2 separate regions of the Mus musculus genome follow, and region 1 is linked to region 2. Evidence: chromatin loops called from intact Hi-C (ENCODE). Cell type or tissue: heart. All regions are shown on one strand. Each heading gives the region's core, and the rest is flanking DNA. Links, peaks and the distances in the headings are about the cores only.

The links. Hi-C counts contacts between places; a loop is a spot of excess contacts. Peaks named below come from ENCODE experiments on the same cell type or tissue, not always from the same donor. Only the 100,000 strongest peaks of a DNase experiment are listed, where the experiment ranks them.
Region 1: a loop joins it to region 2, with 7 times the contacts of the local background. A loop is called at or near these places in 10 of 42 quality-filtered maps.

Annotation. Positions count from the first base shown.
Region 1 is chr2:165,228,895-165,240,854 of GRCm38, forward strand. Cdh22 (cadherin 22) reads right to left here and starts at 5,843. Exons shown (of 12, transcript NM_174988.3): 1 at 5,661-5,843. Gm36748 (a long non-coding RNA gene) reads left to right here. Exons shown (of 3, transcript XR_375215.3): 3 at 1-4,020. In heart, for the core only: CTCF peaks have their summits at 4,685 (motif pointing right), 5,901 and 6,127; DNase peaks (open chromatin) are centred at 4,667, 5,842 and 6,267; H3K4me3 peaks cover 2,499 bases; H3K27ac peaks cover 1,279 bases; H3K27me3 peaks cover 7,823 bases.
Region 2 is chr2:165,331,983-165,343,942 of GRCm38, forward strand. No RefSeq gene overlaps it. Among named protein-coding and RNA genes, the nearest start is that of Elmo2, 11 kb to the left of the region's middle. In heart, for the core only: a CTCF peak has its summit at 5,406; no DNase peak of the experiment used is centred there; H3K27me3 peaks cover 1,469 bases.

The sequences.
Region 1 (11,960 bases), core at 1,658-9,657, 100 kb before region 2:
AAAGTTTGCCTCTGCCCTCTACCTGCATGCCATGGCACGTGTGCCCCCCCACACACACACACGCACACACACACAAACATACAATAATGATGATGATGATAATAATACATGATCTATTGAAAAACAAATGCCAGAAATGAACAAGGCAAGGACAAGGGGCTGGCGAACTTTAGGCCGGGCGGCTGCCCTTGGCCTCGGAGCTGTGGCTATCTCCCCGTGCAGGAGCCATAGGTGTGCTGGCTCCCACACTGAGTGGCTCTAAGCCCCTCCCTAAGCCCACACTTGATGCAGCAGAGGCAGGCTGGCGGTGTGCCACATGCCAGGCTCCACACCCAGGAGACAGAAGGAAATGTCCACACCAGCCTCTGTGGAGTCTCCCTCCATGCGTGGGCCCTCTATGTACTGCAGGCTTCTCCGTGGTTGGAGTGGCCAGGGGTGGGGACATCCTGCCGGTGGTAGGTGGCTTGGCACTGTTGTCAGTGACAGCCTTCACCCACCGGGTGCCAGAAATGGCCTCTGACCCGGATTCATTTCTAGACATCACCCAATGTCCTTTGGGGACCAAAAGTGGCTCTGGCTGAGAAACACTGAGGACATGCGGAGAGCAAGAAAGAGGGAAATCTCCTCCTAGGGTTCGAGGCAGAGTGGTGGCCACTGGGTGGTGGCATAGGGCTCACTGGGCAGCATCTGAACCCGAGAATTAGGAGCCCTACAAGACCTCTTAATGCTTCAGACTAGATGTGGGGTGAACCCCCTCAGCCTTGGGACCTCACAGACATGTGTCCAGCCCCCACAAGGAACCTGGCTTTTCATCACTGTACCCTGGGTCCCGTCAGCCTCTCGCAAGCATCTGTCCCCGGCCGGTCCCCACTGCTTCTGTAACCCTTGCCCCATATTTACTGTCACCATGACCCAAGAGCTTCATGCGCCAGACATGGGCACACGCGTGTCCACCGCATTCATCTGGCCCTCTTGGGCCCTAAAGGCAGCAGTCGTAGCAGGCCTAGCAATGGCAGCCCTGGACCTGGCTTCCCAATTTAGCCACTCTCCCTGCAGCTGGGCTGAAGCTTCTGCAGACAAATGTCACCAGGTGCTTCCCTTGTTGAGACCCTCAGGGTCCCCACTGCTCAGAGACACCATCCCATATCGCCTTCCTGCTTCCTGTGGCTCTCCAGCCATACAGGCCCTGCTTCCGAAGCCCCAGGGGTGGCTTCCCTGGGATCCCCATTCCATGCAATTGCTTCAGCAACTGGGTTGGCAGTTTCCCACCCTTTCCCCCTCAGGGGACTTCCAAACCCCTGAGCCTGGAGCCCCCTTCCTCTCCAGTCTGCCTCCCCCTTGCTCCTTAAAGGACCATTATTCAATCCTACAGGGCCCTGCTTATACCTCACTCTGAAAGTTTCTGCCACTCACCCACAGCTCTTACCACCGCGCTGAGAACCGCTTAATTATCCGCGGGCCATGCTGGACCGATGGCCTCCTGCTGTCTGGGATTAACAGTTGTGTTTCCCACCCTCAGCACACCGCTCAGCACAAACTCATGCCTAGCAAACACATGCTCGTGTGTTGGGTTTTTTTTCCAACTAGATGATGAACGGATGGAAAACTGCACAGACAAGTGCATGTGTGACCTAGGGAAGAGACTGTTGCGTAAGTTGGGTCATGGGGCTTTGGACTGGGTGTTGAGAGGAAGAGCCGTTCAGGCCTTGAGCAGGATCATTGGGTTGGAGGCATCGTAGAAGATAAAAGAGGATGCAGAGGGGTTACAAGGACCTTGAATGTCACTGTGCAGAATCTAGACTTAATTCAGTAGGCGATGGGGAGCCATGGAGGGGTTTTAATCAAGCAAGTGACGTGATCCCACCTGTGCTGAGGAAGGATGCCTGTGACTGCAGCAAGGACTGTGGTAGGAGGAAGACCGGAGGCCTGCAGGCTGGCGAGGAGGTTTCCATCATGATGCCTGAGTCAGAGTGGGAATCACGGGATGGGTTGGGGGAGAGAAGGCAGAAACTAGGACAAAAACGAATCTGTGAAATCTAGAACCTTCCTTTGTCCCTTGCTACTTAACCAGCCAGTTTCCACAACCCTGGAAGCTCAGGAGGAGCCTGAGATCAGAAAAAGTCTGATTCTAGCCCCCAGGTAGGCAAGCCATTGTGGCAAAGCCATTGCGCTCAGGATTATTAACAGAGTATTACCATAATCAATTTTGTGGTTAACCAGCGACCTAAGTGCCCATCATGGTGCAGAGGAAACTAACTTATGCATCTTTCTTTCTTTCTTTCTTTCTTTCTTTCTTTCTTTCTTTCTTTCTTTCCTTCTTTCCTTTTTTTCCCCACTCAGCAACCTAACAACTGAGGTTCAGAGGTTCAGAGAGGTGAAGTAACTTGTCCAAAGTCACACAGGCCCCAAGTCATAAGCCCCGCTTGCATCATCGACAGAGCTGGTTGGTGGCAAGCAGACAGTCAAAGCCTGGGGGTTCTCATGAGGAAATAAGGAGTCCGTCCCCTCCACGTGATTGCAGGTAAGGTGGGGCCGGGAGGAAGCATGGTAGTAAAGAAGCACCTTCAGGCTCTGGAACCTTCTATACTCAGACCCAGACTATACTCAGATGTAGGGAGGCATGGTCCCCTGTAAGAGAGTCTGGCTTAGGAGTGGGTACTGTTTGTGTCCTTAGCATTAACAAAACAGGAGCCTCTTAGGGCAAGCAGCAACATGGGCCCAGAACCCAGGAGCATCACCTTTGTGCAAATTAGAGGAGAGTGTGCCCTCCTCCGGGCTCATGCAGTGCCTTTAGGGCTCCGACTTGTTGAGTGGAGCCCAAATAGATTTTAGATCCTCTTCTCCTCCTGTGCTGAATGCCCTCAAGACAGTCAACAGCCAGCCCAAGGGCACGACAGCTATGCCTCCAGCCTCCCTGTTCTAAACCTCTGCCTCGCACATACATAGACTCAGGCTGTTGTGCAAGGTAACTTTCCTGTTAGTTTTTACCCTTTCCTTGTGAGATGAAGTCTAGTAGTGCCCATTGTCTGGATGACAATGTTGAGATCAGAGCCTGTCCTGTGTAAGGCAGGGGTGGGGTGGGGTGGGAACATGACCTTAGGCTTTTGTTTTTTGTTTTTGTTTATTTTTAGAGATCCCAGTTACAGAACTCAAGCGGCCAAGAAGCAGAGGCATCCCATCCAACATTCCATCTTAAGGGTGCTCTGAGAAGCTAAAGCTGATGGAGAGCCTCCTTTGTATGTGGGGGACATTCAGGAAACAAGGCTTCAGTTCCTGAGCCTGGACTGAGGTGTTGGTCTCCTCCCAGCCAAGAACGACTGATGCAGCCTGTCTTGGTTCCCGAGGGAGGGCTGGTATAACCCTAGCTTGGGTCTCAGCCTAGCCCCCCACCCTCTCCTAGGCTTCCCAGCAAGGGTGCAGTTACATAAACAGAAACTCATTCCCCCCCCCCCCCCGGGCTGTATTTCCAATGGATTTTCCTGATGGAAGAAAACAAGAGAAAAACTCAGATAAAAGAGGAAATTTAATTGGCCAACTCCTTTATTGGTGTGGTAAATAAACTGTTCCAAACTTTGCTGTGGTGAAGATCCCTGTTCCATCTCCAGCCCGAGGCCTCACAGGGAGTCTCAGAACTCCACAGGATACGGACACAGAGAACCCCAGAGGGGGAAAGAGGCTGAGGCCCAGCCTCTGTGCAAAAGCAACCAAGCCACACACACACACACACACACACACACACACACACACACACACACTATACACATGTACCCAGGGTCACCACAGTTTTTCACTTAACAGCTTTCTCCCCCTGAGAGCTCTGGGGATCTACCTTAAATACCTCATGCTGCATGGAAGCAAACGCCTTCCTGCTTTGCCTGCAGTCTGAGGACAAGAAATGGATCCATTTTCCCTCACACTCACCCAGCATACAATTGGTGAGGCCCGGATATCAGGGTGTCTGGGTTCCCATTCTGCCTTTTGATAGTGTTTGCCCTGTGACCCCAGAACCCACCCTCCAATAAATACTTCAGGATGGGAAGGAGGACAGCCCAGGTAGATAGAATCAGACAGGGTGCCCCAGAGGCAGATGTCCTAGGCTGAGAGACCTAGCTTGGTAAAGCACCTGCTGGGGAGCACAGGTACTCTTGTAGTGAAGGAAGATCACAGAGACACCCCCACTTCATCCCAAGCAGTGTTTAAGGGAACACTGGAAAAAGCCGGGAATCCTGCTGCCGCAGAGTAGAGGCTGGCTTGGGGAAGAAGATGCCTTCTGACCTGACAGACACTGAGGCAAGAAGGGTGAAAGAAGGTGGCAACACTGAGGATGAGACGGGCCAAGCCCCCACATCCCAAAAAGAGTCAGGGTGGGCACTGGTGGGCTAGCGTGGGAGATACTCTGAGGGACAGAGGACATAATGGATAGGCTTCCAGGACAGAAGGAGAAGAAGCAGAGGCAGTAGCCAATACTAACAATCAAGACTCTGGCCAAGTTGAGCACTCCTGCTGGTTCTGGGACCCAGGGAGCTCATCAGATGGAACGCACACCCTCCGACCAACGCCGCCGCCGACTAGGAAGGGTAGGAGAGAAAGCAGGGGGCTCCTAGCAGCGCGAGCCGGACAAGCCTTCAACCGGCCGGGCCCCGCAGGCTTCAGCCGTCGCTGCTGTGCCCGCCAGCAGGGGGTGCCTCTGCGGCTTGGGGAGACCTCGGGGGACTCCAGCCTCTCTCTGCGCTCCGCCCGCTGCACCCTACAGGGTCGTCTCCAGCAGCACCCAAGCTGGGGCAGGGACCCGACCAGGCCACAGCGGAAGTGGCGAAGTCAGGTCCCGAGCCAAGGGAGACGTGGTTAGGGATAGTGTCTATCGAGGGTCCCGCAGCCTGTACGCCCTCACAGTCGCAAGGTCCACGCCTCCCGGTTCCGCACCCCGGCCTCCGGAGGGTCAGTCCCGAGTGGCGCGTGCTTTGGACGTGAGCCTGTGAAGCCCGGTCCTTCTCCGTGGTGGGGACAGAGTCCCCGGAGTCGTGTGCGGATGAAGAGGGTAGAGCTACCTCTCAATCTCCACCGGCCATCCGACGGCCGAAGGGAGCAGGGGGTCACGTCGGCAGGGCCACAAGGGTCCTCATAGCCTGTCCAGCTCACCCCACCCAGGGGTGGCCGCAGCCGCGCGTGTCGCCGCGGCTCGACCCGCACACGCACCCGCGCGGCGCACACGCTCCCGCCGCGCCGATCGCCGGGCCTCCGGGAGGGGCTGCGAGCCGAGCCGGGGCGGCGCGGGGTGGGCGGCGGGAATGCCGGGGTCCCGGCCCGTACAGAGGCTGGATTCTCCATCTCCCCACCCCTCCCCGCACTCCGGCCCTACACCCCTGGCGCAGACACCCCCTTCCTCCCCGGCCTCGGGGGCATCCTGGAGCTCAGGACACAGGGACCGCGACTCCCGGGCCGGGAGGTGGCCGGGCTGGGCTCCGCGCCGGGGAAAGTTTGGACGTGGGAAAGTCCCTGTCTCCCCGCCGGGGAGGGGGCGCGGGATGGGCGCGCTTCAGCTGTTGCCCCGGAGCCCGCGCCGCGCCGCGCCCGCCTCTCCCCGGCCCGTGCACCCTCCCGGCCCGCAGCCTTCCCCAGCGGCGATCGGTTGTCCTCCCGCGGGTGCCGCGCGCTCTTACCTTGGGGAGCGGCCGGACTGCACCCTGGTCCGCGCCTTGGGACGCCAGCAAGCGGCAGGATCACAGCCAGGTCCGGCTCTGGCGTCCGCTCGGAGGAGCCGAGGGAGAGCGGGAGCGAGAGGGGGAGCCGCGGCGGCGAGTGCGCGCGTGTGTGGAGGAGCGAGAGAGCGAGGGAGTGTGCGTGTCTGACTAGGGGGGAAGTGTGCAAGGGACGGATCCCTTCCTTCCTCCCGCAGCCTCTGGTGGAGACTCGGAGAATGCAGCGCCCGCCGGGCAGGAGCGCCGAGCAGCGCCGAGCCGCAGGCGGCCGCCGGGCCGGACCCCGCAGCCAGCCGGGGAGCCCGGCCCCCGCCCCGACCGCACCCCTCCCTCGCCTGCGGGGCCCGGAGGCTCCGTCTCCCCCGTCGCCGGCAGCGGGAAAGCCCCCGGGGGAGTGCTCCTTCTCCTCCTCCCAGCCCAGATCCGCGCGAAGGGAGCGCCCCCAGGAGGGGAGCGGGCTCCCTCCTTGCCTGGCGGTTCAGCTGCCCCGAGGCACCCGTGGCAGACTAGACCCTGTCCCCACCACTCCCCTGGCCAGACTTCGCTGCATCTAGCCCCCCTTCCCCCACACACTATGAAAGCCCGGCTTCAAAAGAAGGGGGTGCAAGCGAAGGTAGAGGCGGGCTTCTCAAGTGGCCACCCCTGGCTGGCTGCCCAGAAAGGCCCTTTGCACAGACCGAGGCTTCAGAGACAATCACTGAACATTGAGGTGGACAGAGCCCCTGCCCCGGGGCTGGGAGTCTGCTGGCAGGTGGAAGGTCAGTTGTCCTGGGAAGAGAGCCACGCTGGTCATTCCTCTTTAGGAGCGAGCTCTGGAAGTCCTGTGCCTCCAGCCAGAATAAAAGAGTAGGCAAACAAGACAGTCCAGCCTAAACTTCGTGCCCTCTAGCATGAGGCTAATAAAATCCACCCCCACCCCCCACTGTCCAGAAACGCTTGCAAAGCCAGATTTTCCGTTCTTGCTCAAATTCAGCTAGCCCAATGCCCGATGTCTTTTCTGCCTAGACTGTTTCCTTTTTCTTAGCTGCATGGGTGCCAGCCAGGTGACTGAAGTGACCGTGCAGCTGTATGTCTTTGCCATCTGCCCCTAACCAAGCATCCTGGCCTGCAAAACAGACGCTGAGTTAAAGAGGTGACAACGCCCTCCCTCCGAGACCCTGATTCCTGATGGTCCCTAGGGACCCATACTCCAGCTCGCCCTGGCCTGCTCACCACCGGGAGCTCTAATTTCCACTCTCCCACTCCTCCCTAGTGACTGGTGTCTCCTCTGGGTGGTTGCATTTCTAGTCCTTCCAGCTGAACTCCATCACTCTTATTTATTTTGAGATTTATTCTCCACCTCGACAGCCGGTTCCCTCCCTTAAGTCCTTCTTCTCTCGGTTCATTCCCTTCATTGATCTCCCAAGCGTTGCTTTTGTGCAGTCTCCTGGTCTTTTTCCTCCCCAACCTCTCTATTCTTAGCCTCTACTCTTTCATGCTTTCAGAGACCAGAGGCTGGCCTTCCAGATGCATCTCCACACTTTCTGCTTTCTCCCTCTCTCCCCGACTCACTTTTTGCAGCTGTGGATCCTTCTTTTCTGTCCCTGCCCCAGGCCTGGCTGTGTGCTGACCCCTCAGGACTCTGACCTAATTACAGGGCCATAGGTTGTTTGGGCCTGGGCTGTGATAGCCTCCACATTTGCCTGCACACAGTGGGGTAAGCCACAAAGTCTCTTCTCCCCAGAACTCCATTAGAGCCTTACCTTTTACTCTCCCAACATCTCACCTTCCCCTTTAGGTTGCCTCCTACCCTTATCCAAAAACCTCCTCTCGGCGGCCTCACGTCCTGGGTTCTGGGAGCACTTGAGATTCACCATCGTCAGAACTGCTGTGATTTTGCTTGTATGCAGATCGGTCCTATTTTACAGACGAGGAAACATTTTGGAATATCAGGAATACACAGGCAAAGTGGTGAGAGTGGATTAGTTAGTACATCCTGCCTGGGTTCTCTGCTCTGGAAGAGGGTAAGCCAGGGCTCTTCTGACTGTAGCAGTAGGTGGCAAGAACAGGAAGAGATCCCATGAAAATCTTGGGGTGTCATAGAGGTCTCTTTCCCAGCATTGACTCAGATCAGATGACACCAATGTAACAACAGCAGCTAGTAAGCCCTGTACTACCTATTAATTTTTATGTAGATTATTTCATTTGATTGACACAGCAGACAACCTACAAATTTATAGACAGGGAGGCTGGGGCACTGAGAAACGTGAAACTTGCAGAAAGTCACAGTGCACATGGAATAGTGGCGATAGTGGGGATTTTGATCCTCCTCAGGCCTCTGAGCTGAAGGGACAGGGACTGTTGCTTCCAGGCAAGCAACAGGCCTAGGACATCCCAGGTTTCTTTATGCTATAGTATGTATGAGGTGAGCATACAAGGAGAGTATCGCTCTTGCTCTTCCAGGGTCTGGATGAAGTCATGGAGGACTTGGGGGAGGGGTGTGGCTGGGGATTATTCTGGGAGGAACTTGTGAGATTCCATCAGAAGAGCCAGCGGGGTTTGGTACATTATGGCCTTTGGAGTAGTCATCTGCACCCCTGGCTTTGCCCTCTCTTGAACACAGGTTCCCTTCACCTCCACCGCATGACATTTGGACCCATAATCCTTTGTCACCGTGCCGTCCTGTGCATGGCAGTCTGCCTAGCAGCGTCTCTAATATCTGCTCACTAAATCCTGTGGCACCACCCCCTTCTTCTAGTTGTGACAACTATAAAAGCTGCCAAATGTCCCCTGAAGGGCAAAGTCAGCTCTAGTTGACCATCAGGGCTTCAGTATTAGGGCCTGAACAGTGGGGTCTGTTCCAACATAGTGTGCCTCCGAACAGGTGTCACAGGGGTGTGTGTGTGTGTGTTTATATGTGTGCTTATATGTATGTATATGTGTGTTTATATGTGTATTTTTGTGTTTATATGCATGTTTATGTGTATGCATATGTGTTTATATGTATGTATATGTGTGTATCTATGTGTGTATATGTGTATGTATATTTATATGTTTGTACATATGTTTATATGTATGTCTTGTATGTTTATGTATGTGTCTGTGTGTGTATATATGCGTTTTTTTGTTTGTTTGTTTGTTTTTTTAGATAGGGTTTCTCTGTATAGCCCTGGCTATCCTGGAACTCACTTTGTAGACCAGGCTGGCCTCAAACTCAGAAATCCGCCTGCCTCTGCCTCCTAAGTGCTGGGATTAAAGGCGTGCACCACCACCACCCGGCATGTGTGTGTATTTATGTGTGTGTTCATGTTTACATGTGTGTCTGTGTATACATGTGTGTGTGCTCATGTGTGTATGTTCATGTTTGTGTGTGTGTCTGTGTGTATATGTGTGTGTGCTCATGTGTGTGTGTGTGTTTGTGCTTTCGGGTCCAGGCTCTTCCTCTCCCCATTTCTTCCTCTCCATCTCTGACTGCAGACCCCACAGGGTCTTACCTGCCTCTCTGCTCCCCCCACCGACAGCCCCCATGGCTTTCTGTCATCCTGCTTGTCCCTGTGTCTGTCTGTTGCCTCGACACACACATTTTTGTCTGCTCTTCTCTGCCGCCCTCCATGCTGTCTCTGTCTCCTCCTCCCCAGCAGCCTTTCAGGGAACTCTCTGATGCTTTCTGAATGTGAGTCCTCACTTGTCCTTTCTACCTGGCCCCACCCCCACCCGCCCCAATCTGTGTCTTTGGCTGTCTTCTCTTCTCTGACCCATCCTTCCTGCTCCCCCTCTCTGTGTCTGTCTGTCTGTCTGTCTGTCTGTCTGTCATAAGTTCCCTCCTCTGAAGTCTCCCTCCTCCCTGTCACTCAGCTCTAACCTCCCCCTGTCCCTTTCCTGTCTTCCTCTCCTCCTTCCTCACTTCTTTCCTCCTCCTCCCCTTTCCCTGCTTCTCATCCCTCCTCTCCCCCACTCCCTGCATCTCCTCTCCTCCCTCCTGCACTCCCCCCTCACTCCTTCTCCCCCTCCCTCTTTGTCCGTGGGAGCTGGAAGTTAAAAGCTTTTCCGAACTTGCTCTGCAGTCGCTGTTCCCGGCGCCTTTCATCTCGCCAGCACATTTGTAAAACTGCGCAGACTGAAGGGCCGTGACATGAACAACCAAAGAAATGTCAATGCCAGGATGGGGCCTTCAGCCCACAAGGCGGTGTTTGTGGGGAGGGGGGCACTGGGGCTCATCTAAGTGCCTCCTGGGAGGGGATCCTCGACCTAGGCAGAGTGGAGGGACACCCACCGTGGCCCTAGTGCTTTGTGAGCTGAGCTCTTCAAAGCTGAGCTCAGCACAGGGTGGGGCAGGGGGCAGGCAAGGTGGAGGAAGTGAAGGCCTTAGGGCTACTGGCTGGACCGGCTGGACCAAGGCAAGACCAGGCTGGCAGCTGGCACTTGGGAGCTCTGGGAAGCAGAGATAGGTGAATTTGCTCCCCCCCCACACACACACACATGACATCTCACCATGTTCAAACTCACCAGCCCAAAGCCAGAATGACTGGGTTCAAATCCCACCACTGTCACTTAACAGCACTTTGACAGAGAAAAGCAAGGCTGCGTTAGCAATGCTGATGTATGAGGTCTGGGGTGAAGGTTAAATGCATGAAGCCATGCCCGACACTTAGAATAGATGTTTGCTGTAATTAACACGGACAGCAGCAATGGCTCTGCTGGGTAGGATGGTGGGCTCCATACTGCAGGAGGGAAAACCAAGGGTTATCAAGGGCAGATGGCCTAGAGGAGAAACCAGGATCAAAGCCAGCCTCCCTCTCTTCTTTTCCTTTCTCCTGGAGTTGTGGGCACAGGGTTGGGACATTGCACTCTAGCTGGCCAAGCAACCTGTTTGGTTTCTTGCTATGTGCAGTGGAGGGGGATCATAGTAGATGTTCAATAAACATTTGTGAAGAGATGAATAAAAATGTTGGGTTGCATGAAGGCTGGACACTTGAAAGGCGCTTTGTTTGCAGGTGTGTGTGAGTGGCAGGCACGGGGAGAGTGAAGCTGGAAAAGGAGCCTGGGCCTTGCTTCGGGGAGGTGCAGAACAGGAGAGTTTGTCCAAATCCTTAACTCCCATCTGGCCTAAGAGCCGGCAGCACCCTGGACAGCAGACAAGGTGACAGGTGGGCGCCACTGGCTGTTGGAGCCCATTTGGCAGCTTCACCGCGCTTCTGCCTGGGGCGAGGCTCCAGCCTTCTGCCTTCCATGCTTGCTCCGTCCCTCTTCTCGATCCCTCTGAATCCAGATCCAAAGTCAGGAGTCCCGCGGGGGCAGGTGCCTCTTCTGACTTCCCCTTTCACTGCCTTTCGACAGCTCTGCAGCTCTGAGGCTGACACTGCAGGTGGCTGTGTGGAGATGGGAGGACGGTCCCCGGGGCTTTCCTGAAGGTCCCCAAAGACCCAGAAGACTGGAAGAGGGCCCAAGCACCTGGAGCATCTTCCCTGATCCCCTCCTGCTCTGTGGTTGCAGGGTGAGACAGCCCTGCCACCCACACTCCCCCAAAACACACACTTCAAACATTCCTCTCTCTGAATTATTCACCTGCCTCTCCCCAGGGCTGCTGCAGAGCGCCCAGCCCAGGTGCCGAGCAGGAAAAGGAAAAGGAAAAAAGAAATCAGGAAGGCCCATTAAATTTAAACACCACTGAGGATTGTCAGACATGAGGTTCTATTCCTGGCCTGGAAAAAGAGCAGCTATTGAAAGGGTGGGGATAGGTGGGAGGACAGTGGGGAGAGACCACCATGGGGTGGGTGACTCGCTCAACAGCAGGAAAGCTGGGCCAAGATGCCAGAGAACCAGGGCCTCCCCTCGATGCTGGTCCTCATGCGTGAAGAGTGTAGTGCCTCCCTCCCTCACCTGCTCTGGTAAGCCGGAACACCCATCTAAAAATAGCTCCTTGCAGTTACCCAAAAGCCCACCATTCCCGATTCAGCACTCGGGAGGAGCAGGGCATTGCTTCTCCAGCTGCCTGCTCTGCTCCTGGCTTCCTTCCTGCATCTCCCATCCTGGAAACGCCAAGCTATTTCAGGCTTTTATCCTACTCTGATCTTTCACAGTGTTCTTACCACTTGGAACTCTGTTAGGACTCAGACTCGCCGGAGAACTCCTATTTATCTCTCAAAACCCAATTCTAGCTGATAGTGTGAACTTATGAGCCATTGCCTGTCATCAGCCTGGGACTTCTGGCCCTGAGGACCTCCTCTGTGGACCCTGAAATGGATGCCCGACTCCCCATGGTCAGACCCATGCAGCCATCAC
Region 2 (11,960 bases), core at 1,802-9,801:
CTACAATGGCTGACATCTCTCTTGCCTTCCTTAGTTTACCCTGTGATGCCAGGCTGGACCTCAGCATATACCCCCAGATGATATTCTAAATCTTTCTGAGACTCCATGCAATGGGACAATAATAGTGACAGCTTCAATGGATGTTCATTAGGACACAGTAAATATGGAGCACTTGGTACAGTACTGGGGTCATAAAAGGACCTCAGTTAATCATATGTTTTCAATTGTGTGTGCATGCCCATGGACATACTTAAGTGAACCTTTGTGCGTGAGTGTATGTGGGCTTGATGCCTGGTATCTTCCTGTATTGCTCTCTGCCTTTCTTAACTATTAGTGGTGGGTAGGGGAGATATGGGCCATAGTGTATGTGCATGTGAGGTCAGAGGATAGCTTTCAGGATTGGTTCTTTCCTTCTACCATGTCTTCCAGGTATCAAAGCCAAACTGTCAGGCTTGCTCAGCAAGTCTTTTCCCTGCAGAGCCATCTTGCCCTACCCCTTCCACCTTCTCTGGGATAGCATCTCTCACTGAACTGAGTCTTGCTGTTTTGGCTACAATGGCTGGCCAATGAACTCCCAGGATCCACCTGTCTTCTCCACTAGACCCCCCACACCCGTAACACTGAGTTTTTATGTTTTTATGTGGGTTCCAGCGATCCCACCCCAGTTCCTCGCTTTACCCGATGAGCCATCTCCCTAGCCCCAAGCTTTAAACTGTTCATTATTTACTGAGCGAACTGCCCCTAGTTTTTTAGTTCCCCTCTAAAGACATCTGAAAGTGGAACACAGGGACACGCCCCCTCCCAGTTCCCTAATCCCTTTGACCTACTTTTGTACAGTTCATCTTTCCCCAGCCCCACCCCATGGCCTCACTCCCCATCTCGCCCAGCAGATCCCTCCTTTACTTCCTTTAACTCTGATGCCTTCTCCCCTCCCCAGTTACTGCTGGGAGAAATCTCAACCCTCCTTAGACCCCGGCCCAGCGCTGCATGGGGCCAGAGCAAACTACAACATCTTGACAGCTGGGCGATGCCGCTGTACCACGTGGCCCGGGGCAGCACGCAGAGGCACAAAAGCTCCGGGGCATCTTCTCATCTCAGTTTGTGAGTCCTCACCCTCTTAGTTGTGACTTCTTGTTTTAATGGGGTTGAGGGAAGAAACCATAAGCTAAAAACCAGCCTCTCCTCTCCCCAGCCCAACAGCAGCCCCCCCCACCCCCTGCTCCCCTGCTCCTTCTCCTCACCAGAACCGTCTCTCCCCTCCTCCCAGATCAGGGCAGCGACCTGCTCCCAATCCCTGGTGCCACCACCTCTGTTTTGGACCTTATTATATTAGTCATTTTCCTCATTGCTTCTGTGGAAAAAAGAAAAAAAAAAAAGAAAAAGAAAACCGAACAAAAGCAACTTAAGGAAGTGTTTACTTCTGCTCACAGTACAAGGGAACAGTCCGTTATGGTGGGCGGCAGGACCGTGGCACGGATGGTCACATTGTATCTGCAGTCAGGAACCAGAGGGAGACAACGCTGGTACTCAGCTCTAATTCTCCTTTTTATTCAGTCCAGGATGCCAGTCCATGGCATGGCGTCACCCACACTCAGAGTGGGTCTTCCCACCTCAGTTAACCCAGTCTAGAAGCTTCCTCACAGATGTGCTCAGAGACCTGTCTCCTAGGTGAGTCTAGACTCTGTAAGTTGAGCACCAACATTAACTGTTATTAGAACTTGAATGTTCCCAAAGGCTCAGTCCTCAGCCTGGTGTTATTTAGAAAGTGGTGAATACCTGAAAGAGGCCTGGCCTAGGGGAGGTTTTTAGGTCACTGGGGTTATTGTCCTCCAAGGGCACAGTGGGACAACAGTCTCTTCCTGATTACTAGACATAGCCATGACTTGAGCAGGTCTCCTCCACCACCAGCTCAGTCCACAATGTATCACATCATCACAAGTCTAAAACGCAATAGTGCCCACCCACCACGGAATGGAATCTTCCAGACAGTGAACTAAGAGAAACCTTTTCCTTTCTAAGCTGGTGTTTTCTGATTTTTCTTTTCTTTTCTTTTTTTCTTTTCTTTTCTTTTCTTTTCTTTTCTTTTCTTTTCTTTTCTTTTCTTTTCTTTTCTTTCCTTTCCTTTTCTTTTCTTTTCTTTCCTCTTCTCTTCTCTTTTCTTCTTCTTCTTCTTCTTCTTCTTCTTCTTCTTCTTCTTCTTCTTCTTCTTCTTCTTCTTCTTCCTCTTCCTCTTCCTCTTCCTCTTCCTCTTCTTTCTTCTTCTTCTTTCCAGCAAAGAAACAACTGACAAACAGTGCACTGCTTCCTTCCACAGCAACGTCTGGTCCTTCCAGCAGCAGCATCCACAAATTCTGTCAGACAGACTGCAGTGTAGAATGTGGTCCTCTGAGCATAAGAGCTGACATCTTGCTGAGCAATGGTGGTGCATGCCTTTAATCCCAGCACTTGGGAGGCAGAGGCAGGTGAATTTCTGAGTTTGAGGCCAGCCTGGTCTACAGAGTGAGTTCCAGGATAGCCAGGGCTATACAGAGAAACTCTGTCTGGGGGGAGGGGAGGAAGAGCTGCTGTCTTCACCAGGTCAGCTGCGCCTCACTGCGAGAGACCATGAGTGGACCCATAGGCTATTGACATTTCCCAGAGAAGAAGGGGGATAAAGAGAGTCACTGCGGCCAGGCATTGGTAGTGCACACCTTTAGTCCCAGCACTTGGGAGGCAGAGGCAGGCCGATTTCTCAGTTCGAGGCCAGCCTGGTCTACAGAGTGAGTTCCAGGACAGCCAGGGCTACACAGAGAAACCCTGTCTCGAAAAGCCAAGAGAGAGAGAGAGAAAGAAAAAGAGAAAGAGAGAGAGAGGGGAGAGAGAGAGAGAGTCACTGGGCTCTTCCCTGAGAGTCTGGTGGGTTCTGACACTACCCAGCCAACTGTCTGGGATTCCACCCAAGCTGTCATGGCCTTGGAGTGGGTGTCTCAGAGGTACTAGACTGTATAGACTGGGAAAGGTTAACTAAAAGGGAGGACTCCATCTCTGTGGCCATGGGGAAGCCATCAACTATGCTGGAAAAAGATGAGGCTGCTTTGCGGTTCCCCCAAACTTCTGATAGCAACCCACGCTCTGTACGTAAGCCCATTAAATTTACCGGTGTATTGTACTTTGGTTTGTCCTTGGGGGGAGGCATAAGGAGGGGGCAGAGACTGTTTCTATCCCCCCCCCCAGGGAATTTTCATGACAGACTCTTAGAGTCTTTCTTGTTAATACAACAAGGTCTCGCATAACTCAGAGTCGACTTGAACTCTCACCTCCACCATTCCTGACTTTAATTTTTCATCCCTTTAATTTTAAAAATTACTTCCTTCTGGTCATATTCATGTGTGTTTATGTGTGTGCACATGTGTGTGCTCACCTGTGGGTGTTCAAGTCATGGTTCCACTGCTGTGAAGAGACACCATGACCACTGCTGTGAAGAGACACCATGATCTTTTTTTTTCTTGGATTTTCGAGACAGGGTTTCTCTGTGTAGTCCTGGTCGTCCTGGAACTCACTCTGTAGACCAGGCTGGCCTTGGATTCAGAAATCTGCCTGCCTCTGCCTCCCAAGTGCTGGGATTAAAGGCATGTGCCACCACTGCCTGGCTATGACCACAGCAACTCTTAGAAAAGAAAACGTTTAATTGGGGCTGGCTTACAGTTTCAGAGGCTTAATCCATTCTCTTTATAGCAAGGAATATGGTGGTGTGCAGGCAGACATGGTGCTGGGGAAGTAATGAGACCCATGTCTGAATCCACATGTAAGGAAGACAGAGGTCCTGGGCCTGGCTTGGGCTTTTGAAAGCTCAAAGCCCACCCCCCATGACACCCATCCTCTAAGAAGACAGCACCTGCTCTATCAAGGCCACACCTTCTAGTCCTTGTCAAGTAGTGCCACTCCCTGATGACCAAGCATTCAAAAATGTGAGCCTATGGGGGACAACCTTTTTGTTTGTTTTTAGACAGGGTTTCTCAGGGCTGGAACTAGCTCTGTAGATCAGGCTAGCCTTGAACTCATAGAGATCCACCTGCCTCTTCCTTCTGAGTGCTGGGATTAAAGGCTTGCACCACACCTGGCTAGGGGGCCATTCTTCTTCAAACCACCACTGTGTGTGTGTGTGTGTGTGTGTGTGTGTGTGTGTGTGTGTGTGTGTGTGTGTGTGATATGCATGTGTGCATGCCACAGAACACATATGGAGACCAGCCGTGTGTGTGTATGTGTGTGTGTGTGTGTGTGTGTGTGTGTGATATGCATGTGTGCATGCCACAGAACACATATGGAGACCAGAGAACAACTTCCAGGAGTCTCCTATTGCAAGTTCTGGGACTCAAACTCAGGTCAACAGGCAGTGTTTCCTGTTGTGCCATCTTGCTGGCCCCTTTTCGTACCTTCACAGACAGGCTGTACAGGAGCGTCTATGCCAGGCTCCCTTCTCATTTCATCCTCGGATGCACAGTCTGGTAGCACTCTCCTTTTACAGAGGGAAACCCTGCGGCAGCCATTGTTCCCAGGCCTCAGTCATCTGGTTAAGAGGGAGCTGGTGTTTAAGCCTGGTTCTGTCTGAGGCCCAGGTCTGAGACAACATTACCTCGTCTCTCTCGAGACAGCACTCGGCTTCAGATAGAAAGAGAGACAAAGTGGTTTAAAATGGGCAAAAGCAGCACGGGAAGAAATTTATGGGGACTTGGTTCTTTAAGCAAGAAGCAAAGGGCACGAGGCAGCCAGCCAGTCTGCTTTGGCTCTCAGAGGCTGGGTGCACATAATTCACAATAACTTAATTTGGGGAAATCGTTCTTCTGGGAACTGAGGTTTCTGGCATATTTGTGTGTGTGTAGAAGCAGAGGGAAGAAAGGACAGGGCCTTGGAGACTGTGGGGAGCAGGGAGCTGTCAGCCCCAAGGGGGCAAGTTCAGATAGCCTTGAGAGACAGGCATGCTGGATCAGGAAGCCACCCTTTTGCAACATGCAAAGTGTGTGTGTGTGTGTGTGTGTGTGTGTGTGTGTGTGTGTATGTGTGTGTGTAGGGAGGAGGCTAGTCAATGAGATTTGCAAAATTTCCAGCACACTAAGCAATGAAAATAATAAAGACCACTAACCAGTGTAACTAGAGGTGGAGGGCAGGCACCATTTTAAGAATTGCGCATTAATTTATTCACTCCTGGGGACTTTTACACTGCATCGGGTTGAACCTTCACCCCCCGACTCTTTGGATCAGGAATTATTCTTATTGCTCTCATTTTTCACAGGCTTAAGCTGGCGCTTACAGAATTAAGCCATTTGCTCCACAGCTATTTAGTAGCAGATCTGGGGCTCAAACAAGTGGACTCTGACCTTGAGGGTCAGAGCTCTGGAAACCACACCACATCCCTTAGGTCTGGAGCGCCCCCTGGCCTGTCTCCTAGAAACAGCTTCACTTGGGGACACTGAGAGATTTCTCTTTTAAATTTTCTGCCCTTCCTTCTTCTCTCCTTCCTTCCCTCCCCCACCTTCTGTCTCCTGATTTTTCTGAGACAGGGTTTCATATAGCCCAGGTTAGCCTTGAGCTTGTTATGTAGCCAAGAATGACCTTGAACTCTTCATCCTTCTGCCTCCATCTCCCAAACTCAGGTTTGTTTGTGGGGGTGGTGGACTGTGAGAGGAAGTCTGGTAAGGTTGAGCTAAGGTTAGAAGTCCCAGAGACCCTGAAGGGATGGTAGGAGCTTTGCCTGCTCTGGGAACCAGGTCCCTATCATGTAGCCATAGCTCCCCCACCACACACACACCCGTAGAGAGACTTGTGACCATCAGTCACACAGAGGTAGCACCCCAAACCCTCCCACATGTAGATAAGGTATCCCCAACCTTTAAGCACCTACTGTCAGACCCGGACCCACCCCAAAACTGTATGGGGTTGAAGGTGTGTAAGAAGAACTCCAACATCTAAGTGCTTCTGTCATAAGAGCTGTAACACGGCTACCAGAGAAGAGAACTGCTCTCCCGAAACGCCTCCAGAAGCTCCCCCACGCCCCTCACAGGCTGGTCAGCCTCCCACCAGCTCAGTTTCGTCTGACCTAGCCTGACCTAGAGCAGAGCGACCACCCAGTGCAGTGTCTTGGAGCAACGATGCAGTGACAGTGACAATGGCAGCGATGGTGGCAGCAGAGGCCATTCCCCCTCTCTGCTAGAGTTCTCTCCCCTTAGCCTGAACCCTTGCAACCAGCCTGGCCAGAGAACTACATGGAAACCCTCCGGTACACAGGCTCTCATTTCTTGTTGTCCTGTTCTACTTCTTGTTGTGGCTGGAGGCAGGGTTTCTCTGTGGAGGCCTGGCTGTCCTGGAACTCACTCTGTGCTCTGCCTCCAGAGTGCTAGGATCAAAGGTGTGTGCCGGCATGCCAAGCTTTTCAGAACTTTTAAAAAGGAGTGTTTTATTTTTAATTATGATGTGTACGTGTCGGCATGTGGATATGTGCCCAGAGGAAGCCAGGAGAGGCAGGTGGGTTCCTTGGAGCTGGAGTTATAGGGGCTTTGGAGCAGCCTGATCTGGGTGCTGGGAACTGAACTCAGTGTTCTCTGGGAAAAGAGCCAGTGCTCTTAACTGTTGAGCCAACTCTCCAGCCCCCCCAATGTCTTAAGAAGCTGTGCTGGCCCTCCATGGTGGGCTACTTCAGTGTACAAGGGGGGGGGAGGTCATGGACTCTTGTGGGAGGTGCACTTTTCTGAACAGGATCTATGCCCCTTGTAGCACCAGGGTTGGCCCCAGGAACTGCTTCACCAGCAGGAGGACTTAAGGTGACAGCAGCACACATCTTAATTAATAACATGAAATTTTTAGCTAAGTGTGAGGCATGAGTTCCAGCAGGTCAGGACATCTCTGAACAGGCCTAGAAGACATAAACAGTGCCAGCCTAAATCCCAGCGACACAGAAGACCGAGGCAGGAGGATTGCAAATGCAAGGCCAGTCTGGGCTCCATACAAAGTAAGTTCAAGACTGAGGCCGGAGGATCACAAATCCAAGGCTAGCTCAGGCAACTTAGTGAGATCCCCGCCTCAAAACCGAAAGTAAAGAGAGGACAGAAGGGAGAGCCATGTGGTGAGTGTGGCCTAGCAGGCCCAAGGCTGGGGGTTCACTTCCCAGTATATAAAAAAAAAATCAGTCAAACAAGCTTTGACGCAGAAGGTTCCCCCTCTCGTGCAATCCCTTGTCTTCACCCTGAAAAGTGGCATCTGAGGGGCCTAGTCTGTTTCCTTTGCCCCAGCAGACACCTCGAAGTTCTGCTGCTCTGACTGGGGATTTTCAGAAGAACCAACTGCCTATTGGTTGAGAAATGAAGGCAGACATCCTGGAGGGAATGGAGGCCCACCACTCTTCCCTGGGGACTGTCTTGGTTGGGGACAAGGTCCTGTGGCTCTGGTGAATTCTATAGGAGAACTCCTCCCTTCCAGACACATTGTCTGGTTGTTTTCTATAAGTGTCTGTTGAATGTTCCCTATGTATGACCCGGGCCAAACACCTTCATTTTCAAATTCACAGGCAGAGTGTGTAAGCAGAGAAATATAAATTGTGTGTGTGTATGAATGTGCATACATGTGAATGTATGGATGTGTTTCTGTTTGTGTATATGAATTTGTGAGTGAGGGGTGCAAACATGGTGTATGTGTGAGTGTGTGGCTATACAAGTGTATAGGTGGTTGTATGTGTGTGCAGTGGATGTGCATGCGTTTGTACAGATGTGCATGACTGTGTGTGTGTGCTGAGTCAGAAGAGGACTTCAAATGCCTCCTCTATCATCCTCCACCTTACTCCCATGAGAGAAGATCTCCCACTCAACCTGGAGCTAGGCTGGATGCCATCATGTCCCTCTCCCCCAAGCAGGATCCTCCTGTCTCTGCTCCTCTCAGCTCTGAGTTACAGGTGCACACAGCCAGGCAACTCTTGACTGGAAATTCCAGCTCAGACACTCATGGCTATACAGCCTGCCCTTGTACCCACTGAGCCATCACACCAGCCCACTTCCTCAACATTCAGAAGGCTAGTGAGCAAAACTGCAGTGTCCGCTGCTGTAACTGAGGCCAGGGTGGCATTTTGAAATCATCCTTTCTCCTCCGTCACCCAGTCTGGCATCCTCTCAACATGGGTGGTCTAAACCTTATCTTCCGGGTTAGAGCCTTTATTCTGGCCTTCGTCTAACGGTCATTCCTCAACCCAGCTAAAGCCGTCCCAGGAGTGCTCTGGGTCCCCATTGTTCAGTAGCTTCCCGAGCTCCTCGTCCCACAGGGTGGCTTATCCCAGCTGATGTGGCCCTTCCTTCCTTAGCCTACTATTCCTGCATGTGGCCATGTGACTAATCCTGCATCTGGTCCTTGTTCCTAAGATACCAGAGCACAGGCTGGAGGATACATCCTACTCCCAGAGATGCTGTCTCAGAGCTTCAACTAAACCCTAGAGAGGCCACTGCCATCCTGCCAGGGGACTGTGATTGGAGATGTTGTTCATACTCTTTACTCAAGGGTGTGTGGATGTGTCTATACGCCTGTATATAGATGTGCATATGTTTGTGTATGTATTACATTTGTCTGCATATGTGTGTATATATGTGTATTTGCATGTGTGCATGCATATGTCTGTACATCTGTCCATGTATAAATGTATACACATGTATATATATATCTGTGTGACAGGCCAAGGCAGAGCAGAGGTTCCTCTATTTTGTATTCTTGCTGAGGTCATTTTAGGTTTAACTAGAATCTGATCTCCTTGATGGAGGATCCTGTGGAAAATTAACCAACTCTATTATAAGAACCTTAGGTCAAGATGCCCCTAACTAACTTACCTTAGCTCCTGTTAAATTGTCTGCTTGTGCAAAACCTTTCCCTGTAGCTACCCAGCAAGATAGCAGGATATAGCTTTTGCCTTTAAAAACCCCTTACACTAAGCACTTAGCATTACACTAATTCAGGAACCGAATACCTGAGTGTGATCCTGGGCAGCTGAAATAAAGACTTTCAATTTGGCTATAAACTGTGTCTGAGTGGTCCTTTCTGGTAGGTTCCCCACAACATCTGTACATGTGTTCAGGTACATACATGTACATGTCTTAAAGTGTGTATATGCATGCATGCGTGTGTACAGGGCCTCAACAGCACTGCTCTGGGACAGAGTAGTGTGAGGAGGGACTGACAGCGAGCAGAAGCTGGGCTCAGGGCACCTGCAGGCTGGAGCAACATGTAAACTTGACTGCATGATGGAGGCTTTATGTTTTGCTTGCTTGTTGGTTGGTTGGTTGGTTTTGAGATGGGTCTCACTATGTAGCCTTGGCTGGCTTGGAGCTTGCTGTGTAGACCAGGCTGACATGCCTCTGCCTTCTGAGTGCTAGGACTTCGAGTGTGCACCACTATGCCTGACCAATGAAGTTTCTCAAGCCTGTGACATGTCCTTTCTGATAGGGATGCCCTCTGTCTCCTGTGGGCATTTGTATGAGGATGGCTCCTTTGACTGCTTTCTGGGTCATCTTAAATTTAATTTTTATTTCCTTGGATACAAAGGTGATCTAATAGTGTGGTTTTTACTCTTAATTTCCAACATGTGGGCGTATGGTCTGTGGCATTTTGAGATCTTTCTTTTTATATTATATTGGTTTAGATTGTTTATCAATGTAGTGGGTTGGCCTAATATTGCTTGTATTCTATGCTAATTCGGGGCCCCCAAGACTGGTTACCCCAGAGATGAGAGAGTTCGCACATAAGACACTTAGTGACCCTGCTCCCAGTTAATTGTGATTGGTAAAAAAAAGAAACCAACAGTCAACAGAGGAGACATGGGTGGGGTTGAGGTTTTGGGGACTTGGGGAGAGAGGATGGCGAGGGCAGAAGGAGGAGAAAGAAGCCATCATAGGTTAAAGAAAGAATGTGCAGGAGGAGAAAGGAAGCAGCCATGTGTTAAGAGAGAGGAAAAGCCGGGCGTGGTGGCGCACGCCTTTAATCCCAGCACTCGGGAGGCAGAGGCAGGCGGATTTCTGAGTTCGAGGCCAGTCTGTTCTACAAAGTGAGTTCCAGGACAGCTAGGGCTACACAGAGAAACCCTGTCTGGAGCTAGGAGCAGTCAAGATGGAACCCAATAAATAGTAAGTAATAACTCAGAATTATCGATAGGAAAGTAGATTTTAACAGCATGGAGGGTAGGCAGCTGCCCAGCTATTGTGCCGTTTAAGGTATATTGAGGATATAAAGGCTGTCTGTGTCTTTCATCTGGGATCTTAATGACCAAGGTAGGGTAGAAGCCCTGGGCTGGGTTTTAAATAATTTTTACTACAGGTCAAATATTTAGTTTATTGGCTTTTGCACAATTTTCCTCATGCCCAAGTAGATAATAAATTTTGATAAATATTTCATGCATGTTTGCATATTCTGTGTTTAAAAAAAATTTTAATGTATTTGAATTAGTAGGTTTTCTATTAATTCTATGCATCTATCTTCTCTCACAGGGATGCTGATTTTATAGAGATCCCCCTGGGGGCTGAAGAGATGGCCCAGTGGTTAAGAGCACTGACTGCTCTTTCAGAGGTCCTGAGTTCAATTCCCAGCAACCACATGGTGGCTCACAGCCATCTGTAATGAGATCTCATGTTCCTTCTGGTGTGTCTGAAGATAGTGACAGTGTACTCACATACATAAAATAAGTTTTTATAAAAAGAAACCCATTGGGAGCCCCAGCAGAGGGCATGTCTCTGTCTGTCTGTCTGTCTCTCTTTCTCTCTGTCTTTCTCTCTCTGTGTATGTCTCTCTCTCCTTCCTTCCTTCCTTCCTTCCTTCCTTCCTTCCTTCCTTCCTTCCTTCCCTTTATTTATTGCAGTACTGGGTTACACCATGGCCGGTTCCTGGTTGTCATAAAGATGTACAGCCTCACCTCTCTTTACTTCCACTCAAGGCAATGTGGAAGCTGCTAACAGAGGCAGCTCTGCTTTTCTCTGTCACAGCCCACCTCTTCCCTCTTTCTAACCCTTCCTTCCCATTTCACGGGCTCTGATCCCAAATCCTCCCTAATGAGCTCGCTTCGAGTTTATCTCTGTTTCCAGGTCTCTCCTCTAGAGAAGCCAGTTATGATGATAAGAAATTCTTAGTCTTGGGGCATGCATGCTTGAGTGAGAAATGTCATAACATGGGAAACTTATTTCCAAACAGTTCAGGAAAACAATATACATGCATGTGTGTGCAAGAAAACAATGTGTGTGTGTGTGTGTGTGTGTGTGTGCGCGCGCACGCTCGCGAGCTCGCGTGTGCAAGAAAGAGACCTAAAGACAAAGTAAGTGTACAAGAGCTTAATGTGTGGCCAGCGTGAACCGTTCATATGTAGGCGTTTTCCTCGTTGTCCTACATTCTCTGGGGATTTGGCATTTCACAGAATTTGAAAGTGAAAACTAAAGCTGTCTCTGCTTTAATCGCTGCCTTACCTGGGACCTCTCTGCTCATTTTAATCATTTCTGTTTTCCTAATGCAGCTTTTAAATGCTAGAATTCAGGCTTGGTCACACCTCACAAGTCTTTTTTAATATTATGCTCTCGTTGTTATTCATCAAAAGTAATTTCTAATTTTGATTTTGATTTCCTTTAACTGCATGGCTAATTACGCCAGTGAGTTTTGGATATTCGAGTCCACAGGGGCTCTACTAGCGATGAGGTTTTTGTTTGCTGTTTGATTCTTTCCTGCTTGGTCAGCTCTGGTCTTACTGCACGGGGGTCTAGGGAACGGCCTGGAGGGTTCTGAAGGTTCTGCCTTTTGGAATCAATCTAGTGGAGTCCTGTTTTACGATCCCAGGGGAAGGTTGCTTGAGTAGACCCCCCACTGTACTTATCCTTCCAATCAAAACAGCTACCATGGACTGCAGCGATGGCTCACCACTTAGGAGACTCTGGATTCAGTCCCTAGCATCCACAAGGTGGTCCACCACTGTTCATAAC